2 separate regions of the Homo sapiens genome follow, and region 2 is linked to region 1. Evidence: read pairs that join two places in POLR2A ChIA-PET (ENCODE). Cell type or tissue: PC-9. All regions are shown on one strand. Each heading gives the region's core, and the rest is flanking DNA. Links, peaks and the distances in the headings are about the cores only.

Region 1 (5,049 bases), core at 610-4,609:
CAAGAGGAGTCTGACTTGGTTTTGGATTTAAAAACCATGTTATAGGTGTTTCCAAATAACATCTCACTTCAGAATTCTCTTTCTAAGATAAAGGGATGGATGGATGGATGAATGGATGGATGGATGGATGGATGGATGGATGGATGGATGGATGGATGGATGGCAGCTGGACACAAAGCCTTGCCCTGGATGCAACAAGCACCAGCCATTTAAAAAATTTGTAAAGGATTGCTCTTTGTTTTGCATTCTTAAATTGTCCTCTTGTTTGATGCCTCACAGCAATGCAGCACAGTAAAATTTGAGGAGAGTGAGAGGTATGACTTTCTTTTATAAAGTCAAAAAGAAGAATTATGAAAGGAACGCTAAGAAAAGAGACAGGTAGGATGCTATCTTGGGTGCCTTAACCACTACAAAAGCTTGCCAAGATCACAGTAAGACACACATATTCCAGTGTGCAAACCACACTAGAGGCTCACATTTGTGCCAAGCCAGTATAACATTCCAGAGAAGTTCAGCTATAATTTAATTAGAAAGGCTAAACTCCAGAGTGGACCACTACAAAGGCATCAGTTATCTTTATTTTCATCAACACCAGAGACTTTGTTAATTAATGAATATGAGAAATGTGCTTTTACTGTGGCTTAATAATTGGCATAATTAGAATGTTAGAAATATTCTCCCACTGTTGATTTTAGTGTTATTCAATGAACAAGGATTGGTCAAAATATTTTCTAGACATGCCCCACCACTGATTAAACAGAATATAAAAATCTAGTGAGTCTGGGAGGCTAGATCCCTAAAGGTCCTATGTTCAGCCATTGGCTGGAGGATTTTAGTTATCTGCTGCTGATTATAAGACTAAATCCTCTCCCTAAGACAACATTGTCTAATAAAAAGATAATGAAAGTCACATACATAATTTTAAAAGCCGCATTAAAAAACAGGTAAAATGAATTTTTAGTAATATGTACTATTTAACCCAATATCTCCAAAACATTATCATTTCAACATATACTCAATATTTTAAAACATCTTGAAAATATATTTTATAGTCTTTTTTTCTTACTAAGCCTTTGAAATCCTGTGTGTATATTACATTTACAGCATTATTTCAATTCAGACTAGCTACAGTTCAGGAACTCAGCACCCAATGCACCAAATTATACAGCTCTAGAATATTGCTGCATTTACTTTAACTATGACCTTCAAAAGGACACAGAGCTGTCGGGCACAGTGGCTCACGCCTGTAATCCCAGCACTTTGGGAGGCCAAGGAGGGCAGATCACGAGGTCAGGAGATCGAGACCATCATGGCTAACAGGTGAAACCCTGTATTTTTGTAAAAATACAAAAATTAGATGGGTGTGGTGGTGCATGCCTATAGTCCCAGCTACTGGGGAGGCTGAGGCAGAAGAATGGTGTGAACCCCGGAGGCGGAGCTTGCAGTGAGCCGAGATTGCACCACTGCACTCTAGCCTGGGCGGCAGAGAGAGACTCTGTCTCAAAAAAAACAAAAATGACACAGAGCTGCAGCTTACCAACTTTACATGCAAGCTGTATGAACTGTTTTTCGAGCCTACTTGCGAATAATGATTGCTTAATGAATGCCAATGTTAATGGCAGGATTTGGTCTGAAACTTGCCTTTATTATGACCCTTATAGGAAGACAGTGGCATTGGGAGCCAACATTACCAATCAAAAAAAAGCCATAATTTATAATTACGCATAATCAAATTGGCTTAGGTCATTTTGTAAGACTTCTAGTCAAATAAACTGACATAATAAGAACTGGGGACCAGGCAAGTGGCTCACATCTGTAATCTCAGCCCTTTGGGTGGCCTCCAGGAAGGATCTCTTGAGCTCAGGAGTTCAAGATCAGCCTGGGTAACACAGGGAGACTCTGTCCCTACAAAAAATCAAAAAAGTGTCTGGGTATGGTGGTACATGCCTGTAGTACCACTTATTCAAGAGGCTGAGGTGGAAGGATTGCTTGAGCCCAGGAGTTTGAGGCTGCAGGGAATTGTGAATGCACCACTGCATTCCAGCCTAGGTGACTGAGCAAGACCTTGTGTCAAAAAAAAAAAAGAACTGGGAATATTTCCAACTCTTTGTTATGTTTGTTGTCTTAAGTTTTATATTTTCTAGTCTAAATGACTAATTGTTATTAAATATAACAATTAGTTGTACAACTATTTTGTGAAAAACACTGTACAAAGAAATAGTAACATTTACAGAGCATCTACTATGTGTCAGTCCCAAAAGAGATCCAGATGTTGCTTTCAAGGAAGCTGTGGTCCAGTGGCCTGGGATGAGTGGGGAAGGGACTAAGACAACAGAAAATTATAACTAATATATCAGGTACAGATACATTCATAAATTCATAGACAAATATGTCTTGATGGGGATGAAAAGGGGATCACGGAAAGATTTGAGGAACAGGTTGCATTTGAGCTAGATCTTGAATTACTATGTTTGGGGCACGTAAAAATGGTTAGAAAGGCATTTGTAGAAGAGAGAACAGCTGCAGCAAAGTCCTAAAAACATGATGCAGACACAACTGTGAAGAGGTTCCTTTGGCTGGGTGGTTTTTTATCAGAGCTGTGATGCCACTGAATTTTGGAACAGGCTGCAGTTAAATTGCAGAGGACTTTGAAGGCCACAGCAAGGGGTTAAATGAGCAGGTAATGTGGGCCATTGGCTTTTCCTGAGCAAGAGCGTGACATGATCAGAAGGGTGCTTTAGTGAGATTAACATGAAAAATGGACTCATGGGGAGGGAGGCCGGAAGAAAGTAAGCCAGTTTGAGGCTTATTAGAATTGCCCGTGCTAGACATCAGCGAGCCTGAAAGAGTAGAGAAGTAATGAGACAAGAAAGGGGGAGGTGGATGCAATAGGTATTGAATTGAAGAGAGAAGGTTGCTGCTGGGACGTGGTGAGGTGGATGGGCATGATCATTATTATACAGCGTGTCTCCCGTTCTATTCTCAATTAGACTCTATGGCTCTTAAGAGACAAAATTTTATTTATTAGTGCTTTTGCCTCACATATTTACCATTTATTTGTGATGAGAAGACTTAAAATCTGCTCTCTATGCTATTTTCAAGTATACACCAAATTGTTATTAACTATAATCATCACCTTGTACAATAGATCTCTTGAAGTTATTCCTCCTGTCAAACTATATTCTTTGACCAATATTACTCCAAGTCCCCCACCCCCATGCTGGGACTGGACTACTGAATTATTATAAGAGTAATGAAGGAAAGGCTGGGCACAGTGGCTCACACCTGTAATCCCAGCACTTTGGGAGGCCAGGATGGGCGGATCATCTGAGGTCAGGAGTTCAAGACCAGCCTGGCCAACATGGTAAAACCCTGTCTCTAGCAAAAATACAAAAATTAGCTGTGCGTGGTGGCAGACGCCTGCAATCCCAGCTACTCAGGAGGCTGAGGCGGGAGAATCGCTTGAACCTGGGAGACAGAGGTTGCAGTGAGCCGAGATCATGCCACTGCACTCCAGCCTGGGCAACACAGCCAGACCCCGTCTCAGGGGGGGAAAAAAAAAAGAGTAATGAAGGAGAAAGGGATGTGCAAAAACTTCTCAGACTTTGGTAACTTAAAGAATGGTGTCTCTCCATTAAAAAATAAAAAGTGCAAAAAAAATTTTTTTAAGCACAGAAAGAAATTGATTAAGGAAAGAAATTCCTCTTTGCACCAAAAAATGTGAGAGATTAGCAGCATACTCAGGTAAACTTATCAAGCAAGCCCAGTGTGAAAGGAAAATAAACGGTGGGGCCCCAAAAATCACTAAGCTAAAGGGAAAAGTCAAGCTGGGAACTGCTTAGGGCAAACCCGCCTCCCGTTTTATTCAGTCACCCCTCTGCTCGCTGAGATAAATGCATATCTGATTGCCTCCTTCGGAGAGGCTAATCAGATATTCAAAAGAATGCAACCATTTGTCTCTTATTAACCTATGACCTGGAAGCCCCGTCCCCACTTCGAGTTGTCCTGCCTTTCCAGACCAAGCCAATGTTCATCTTACATATGTTGATTGATGTCTCATGTCTCCCTAAAATGTATAAAACCAAACTGTGCTCTGACCACCTTGGGAACATATCATCAGGACCTCCTGAGGCTGTGTCACAGGCACACACTCTCAATCTTAGCAAAATAAACTTTCTAAATTAACTGAGACCTCTGTCAGATATTCAGGGTTCATACCAGGAAAATGCAACATTAGAGCAGACAGGAGAGGGTCTTCACACTGAGGAGCTCAAACTCTCACAGGCATCTAGCTTTCCCAGTGTCCATCCATGAGAACTGTTTAAAAGTATATTTTCATGCATTAAAAAGGATACTAGCGGGTAGGGCAAGGTGGCTCATGCATGTAATCCCAGCACTTTGGGAGGCCCAAGTGGGTGGACTGCTTGAGCCACCAGCCTGGGCAACATGGCAAAACCTCATCTCTACAAAATGATACAAAACTTAGCCAGGTGTGGTAGCACATGGCATGGTAGCACACGCCATGGTCCCAGCTACTCAGGTGGCTGAGGTGGGAAGATCACCTGAATCTGGGGAGGTGGAGGCTGCAGTGAGCCGTGATCACACCACTGCACTCCAGTTTGGGTGAGTGAGATCCTGTCTCAAATAAATAAATAAATAAATAAATAAATAAATAAATAATATTAGCCAGGCAGAATGGTCCACACCTGTAGTCCCAGCTACTCTGGAGGCTAGGGTGGGACAATCGCTTGAACCCAGGAGTTTGAGGCTGGAGTAAGCTATGGTTGTGCCACTGTACTCCAGTGGGACAACAAAGTAAGACCCTGTCTCTAAAAAAAAACACAAAAGGTTAAAAAAATGATATTCAGATACATATAATGAATATGGAAAGACATGGAAGGATTTTCACAATGTATTAAGGGGTAATAAAGCAGGTCATTAAAGAATATACACAGTGCTTCACTTATACGTAAGTGTACGTATGACAGAAAGCCAAGAGCCAAAATGTTAGCACTGTATCTGTACGTTAGAAGATTCTGAGTGACTCTT
Region 2 (4,798 bases), core at 537-4,536, 260 kb after region 1:
GACCCAAGGGATCCATTCACTGTAGATCGGCAGCCCCTGCTGTACAATTCTCTACGTGTTAGTGCCATTTTAATTTTCCTAATGCACAATCCTGAGATTGTCATCCTCCCATCTCTTCCTTCAAACTCCTCCAGGGGCTCCCATTTTTTTATCCAATATTTTCTTCATCCTACCATTTGAAGTATTCGGCAATCTCAACTCAACTGACCTGAACAGACTTATCTCCCTGTATCCCTTCATGTAGCCCAAGACTAAGCCATGACTAATTGGGACACTTACTGTTACCTGGATATATCTCCTGGCTTTCCAGTTTCTCTGACTTTGTTTATATAATTTTCTTCTTGAAATTTCCTTTTCTTCATCTGTGCTGACTAAAATTCTACCATTATTCACAGCTCTTTGTTGTAACCTTTTCTTCCTACCCCCACCCACCCTAAAACAATCTTTTATTTTCCTGACCTCTCAGAACATGTGTTTTTATATCCGTTTTTTCCTTTCGTTTCCTTTCCTTCCTTTGTTCCTTCCTCCCTCCATTCATTACTATCGAGCTATTCAATAAACTTTGCTGAGTGTGCACAGTACTGGGCAGTCTACTGGGACAAACTGTTACTACTCTGCAAGAGGTTCACAGATTAATGGGAGCACTTTCACGCAGGACCTGAAGAAGACCTTGGCTGGAGGGTGGTAAAATGCAGGGGTTGGGTTAGACTGCCTAGGCCCTGAGCCTGGCTCTGCCAATGCTAGCTGGGTGACCTGGGCCAAGTTACTTTACTTGCCTCTGTCTGTTTATTTATAAAATCAAGATAAGGGCACCTGCCTCACAGGGTCCATATGACGGTTAAGTGAGCTTACTGTGGAGAGATTTGAGAAGAGCACTTGTCAGGTAGTAAGAACCCAATAAATATTATTGTTATTATCAGTGTGAATGGAGGGAAAGTGGCAAGTTAGAGTAGATGTCCTTGCAAATATATGTTGGAGAAAACCTCACACTCTACTCTGCACGCTCCAGTGCTGGTTGAGGAAGATGAAACAGACAAACACAGACTTCGAGCAGGTCTCCTCTTCTGAGTTGATTTGGGAGTTTGTTACGCGTGTTTCAGGTGCATTTGTAATTTCTGTCCCTATAGCCAATTTATCTCTTGACCTGAAGAGTGGCTTTTAGAGGTCACCACTCCCTCATGAGTTTTTTGTTGTTGTTTTGATTTTTTTTTTTTTTACCACTGTGGAGCCAGTAAGTTTGCAAAAAGTTTTTAAAAATAAAAATGGCTGCTCACACATCTCCCCTAGCAAGCCAGGGCATTCATAGGAGTGAAGTCAGAAGATGGATTTTTAGGGCAGCTAGGTCATGGAAACTATGTATAGGTTACCCAGTCAGTAGGCAGGTAAATGGCCTTTTTAAGATATAATAAAGTATTTTATTGAAGTAGGGAGGAGTTGGAAGCAGGTAAACTGCTTTCGATTCATGGGTCATACTTTTCTAAACTGGAGAGAGTGGGCAAGTCATTCAAACTTTCTGGGCCTCAGTTTCATTATCTGCATTATGGAAATAATTCCTCTGTTCAGGATTAAATGGGAATGTACATGAAAGTGCTTGGAAGTGGAGAGAAAGAAGAAAGGAAGGAAGAGAGAGAGGGGAGGGGAGGGAAAGAAGGAAAGAAGAAAAGAAGGGAGAGAGGGGAGGGGAGGGAAAGAAGGAAAGAAGAAAGGAAGGGAGAGAGGGGAGGGGAGGGAAAGAAGGAAAGAAGAAAGGAAGGGAGAGAGGGGAGGGGAGGGAAAGAAGGAAAGAAGAAAGGAAGGGAGAGAGGGGAGGGGAGGGAAAGAAGGAAAGAAGAAAGGAAGGGAGAGAGGGGAGGGGAGGGAAAGAAGGAAAGAAGAAAGGAAGGGAGAGAGGGGAGGGGAGGGAAAGAAGGAAAGAAGAAAGGAAGGGAGAGAGGGGAGGGGAGGGAAAGAAGGAAGGAAGGAAGGAAAGAAGGGAGGGAGGGAGGAAGGAAGGAAGGAAGGAAAGAAGGAAGGAAGGAGGAAAGGGAGGGTGAAGCTCAAATATATTCCAAAGAAATAGCCGGAGATCTATGCTGTACATTTTAACTTTATTATTATTATTATTATTATTATTATTATTATTTTTTGAGAGACAGGTATCGCTCTGTCACCCAGGCGGGAGTGCAGTGGCGCAATCTCAGCTCACTGCAATCTCTGCCTCCCAAGCTCAAGTGATCGTCCCACCCCAGTCTCCTGAGTAGCTGGGACTACAGGTGCATGCCACCATACATGGATAATTTTTGTATTTTTGTATTTTTTATTTTTTGTAGAGATGGGGTTTTACCATGTTGCCCAGGCTGGTCTCGAACTCCTGAGCTCAAGTGATCCGCCCACCTCGGCCTCCCAAAGTGCTGGGATTACAGGTGTGAGCCACCATGTCCAGCCTTTTAAACTTATTATTAAGAGCAAGAGTGTACTTGGAGAGTGTTTTTTTATAGTATTGACTTCATGAGTTTTAACCACCAACTTTTTGAACTAAGTGCAGTTAGTGCTTTGACTATATTGAGCTGACAGCTTTCTTACGTTATTACATGAATGTCATATTAGTCCATTGTACACTTTCACCTTTAGAATAGTTGAACTGTATTTTCAGTGCCTAACTGTGAGTTACTGTGACCCAGAACACTTAGAGAAGTTGACTAACATTCAGAAAATTTATGAGTAATAGTGAGTAATTTATGAATGAGAACATGGCAGATTTCCATACATCACTTTTATTGAAAGTTGAGTCACTCTTTGTTATGAAAATAATTTATAGGGCAATGTTCCATTTGAGAAAAAAATGAAAAGTAATGGTATTTGTCAAAATGATGAATATGGTTTAACTTCAATGAGAAAGAGCAAATTTCACAGAAAATATAAACCCTACATCAGTTTATTTATTGTCATAACTATTTCAGGTTCTTCTGGTAAAACAGCAAGAGGTTTGGCTGAATTAGGTATCACTCGCACCAGCTATTTTCTGTCTTTCTAGATCCATTTTCGGCCATTCTCTCTGCTGCTTGGAGCCTCGGGAGGCTTTTGCAGGAGATCAGAAGGCACAATGAGGCTGGGTCAGGGTATTTCTCTACTCTTTCCAGGTGACACCAAGGTTCTGGCACCAGCAGGGTCCCTGCACACCACAGCTCCTTTTCGCTCCAGGCTGCACAGGACTCTGGGAGGGAAAGACTTCCTACTGTTGCTTCTTCCGATGCCCCAATTTTCCTTCTTGCTTTGCTTCACTCTGCCTTCATCTGTGTACATTTAACAGATTTTTATCAAAATTCCACCTGGGGAAGACTTGTTTTCTACTGAGATCTAGCCAGATAATATTTTCCAGTAAGTACAGTTGCTGAAACTCTTCTGGGGCATGGTTACCACAATAAACCAGATCTAAAGCAACCAGATATGCATGCTGCTTTTTACAGATGGTTTTCAGCCTGCCTTCCTTCCTTCTTTTTTCTTTTCTTTTCTTCTTTCTTTCTCTCTCTCTCTCTTTCTCTCTCTTTCTCTTTCTCTCTTTCTCTCTCCTTCCTTCCTTCCTTCCTCCTTCCTTCCTCCTTTCTTTCTTTCTTTCTCTTTCTTTCCTTTTCTTTCTTTCTTTCTTTCTTTCTTTCTTTCTTTCTTTCTCTTTCTTTCTTTCTCTTTCTTTCTCTCTTTCTTTCTCTCTTTCTTTCTTTCTTTCTTTCTTTCTTTCTTTCTTTCTTTCTTTCTTTCTTTCTTTCTTTCTTTCTTTCTTTCTTTCTTTCGACAGGATCTTGCTCTGTCACCAAGGCTGGAATGCAGTGGTGCAATCATGGCTCACTGCAACCTCAACCTTCTGTCCTCAAGCAATCCTCCTGTCTCAGCTTCCGAGTACCTGGGACTATAGGTGCATGTTATCACACCCAGATATATATATTTTTTTAATTTTTGTGTAAAGACAAGATCTCACTATGTTGCCCAGGCTGGATTTGAAATCCTGGCCTTAAGTGATCATCCCACCTTGGCCTCCCAAAGTTCTGGGATTAGAGGAATGAGCCATCATGCCTGGCCATTTCCAGACATCTTTATCACCATGTCCACTTTATTAAAATTTTGCTAAAATAAACTGAAATATTACATGTGAGTGTAGAGCTCAATTACATTTCTACAAATTCTCCTCAGTGTGCATTTTTGATTAGGAAGGGTCACAGGGGAGATTCTTATGTGAGATCAGGAGGAAATGAAGCAGCAGACATTTTTGTAGCTCATACACATTGTCATTTATCATCTGGATCTCTTGTTGGTGGGAGACAGCAGCCAGGCCTTCAACTGCTCCACCTTCCCCAAGGTCCTCCTTCGCCTTTTCTGACTGCTGGCCCAGGCGTGTGTTTAGCTTCTTCATGAAGAATCTCAGATTCTGCAGGACACCCACACCACCAAGACCTGAGGCAACGGGAGCTGACATGGTTCCAGTTTGCTCTGTGAGCTCTAGCTTATTCTTGCTCTCCTTATCCTCCTTGGCAGCCATCTTTCTTCCCTGCATCAGCCACAGCCATCCCCACAGCGCTAGCATCGGCCTTAAGGACAGACATCAACCTTATAGAGTGTGCTTAACCAGCTCTGACTGTGGAAGGCCAACTCCCTGTGCATATAGGAAACGAAATATTCATTGTTCCTTTTGTAACTTCCTTTTCACACTTTAAAGATGCTATTCCAATGTATTCTGGCTTTAATATGATAATCTCATCCTTATATGTATTCAGCTCCTTTTTTTGACTTTTATTTTAGGTTTGGGGTACATGTGAAGGTTTGTTAC

Evidence for each region. ChIA-PET counts read pairs that join two places held together with the same protein. Peaks named below come from ENCODE experiments on the same cell type or tissue, not always from the same donor. Only the 100,000 strongest peaks of a DNase experiment are listed, where the experiment ranks them.
Region 2: POLR2A ChIA-PET joins it to region 1 with 6 read pairs; 2 of 35 experiments call an interaction of 5 or more read pairs at or near these places.

What each region holds. Positions count from the first base shown.
Region 1 is chr6:144,388,113-144,393,161 of GRCh38, reverse strand. The region is part of intron 2 of UTRN (utrophin); the gene reads right to left. Among named protein-coding and RNA genes, the nearest start is that of SNORA98, 15 kb to the left of the region's middle. In PC-9, for the core only: no CTCF peak of the experiment used is centred there; no DNase peak of the experiment used is centred there.
Region 2 is chr6:144,129,389-144,134,186 of GRCh38, reverse strand. No RefSeq gene overlaps it. Among named protein-coding and RNA genes, the nearest start is that of STX11, 19 kb to the left of the region's middle. In PC-9, for the core only: no CTCF peak of the experiment used is centred there; a DNase peak (open chromatin) is centred at 2,706; H3K27ac peaks cover 1,146 bases.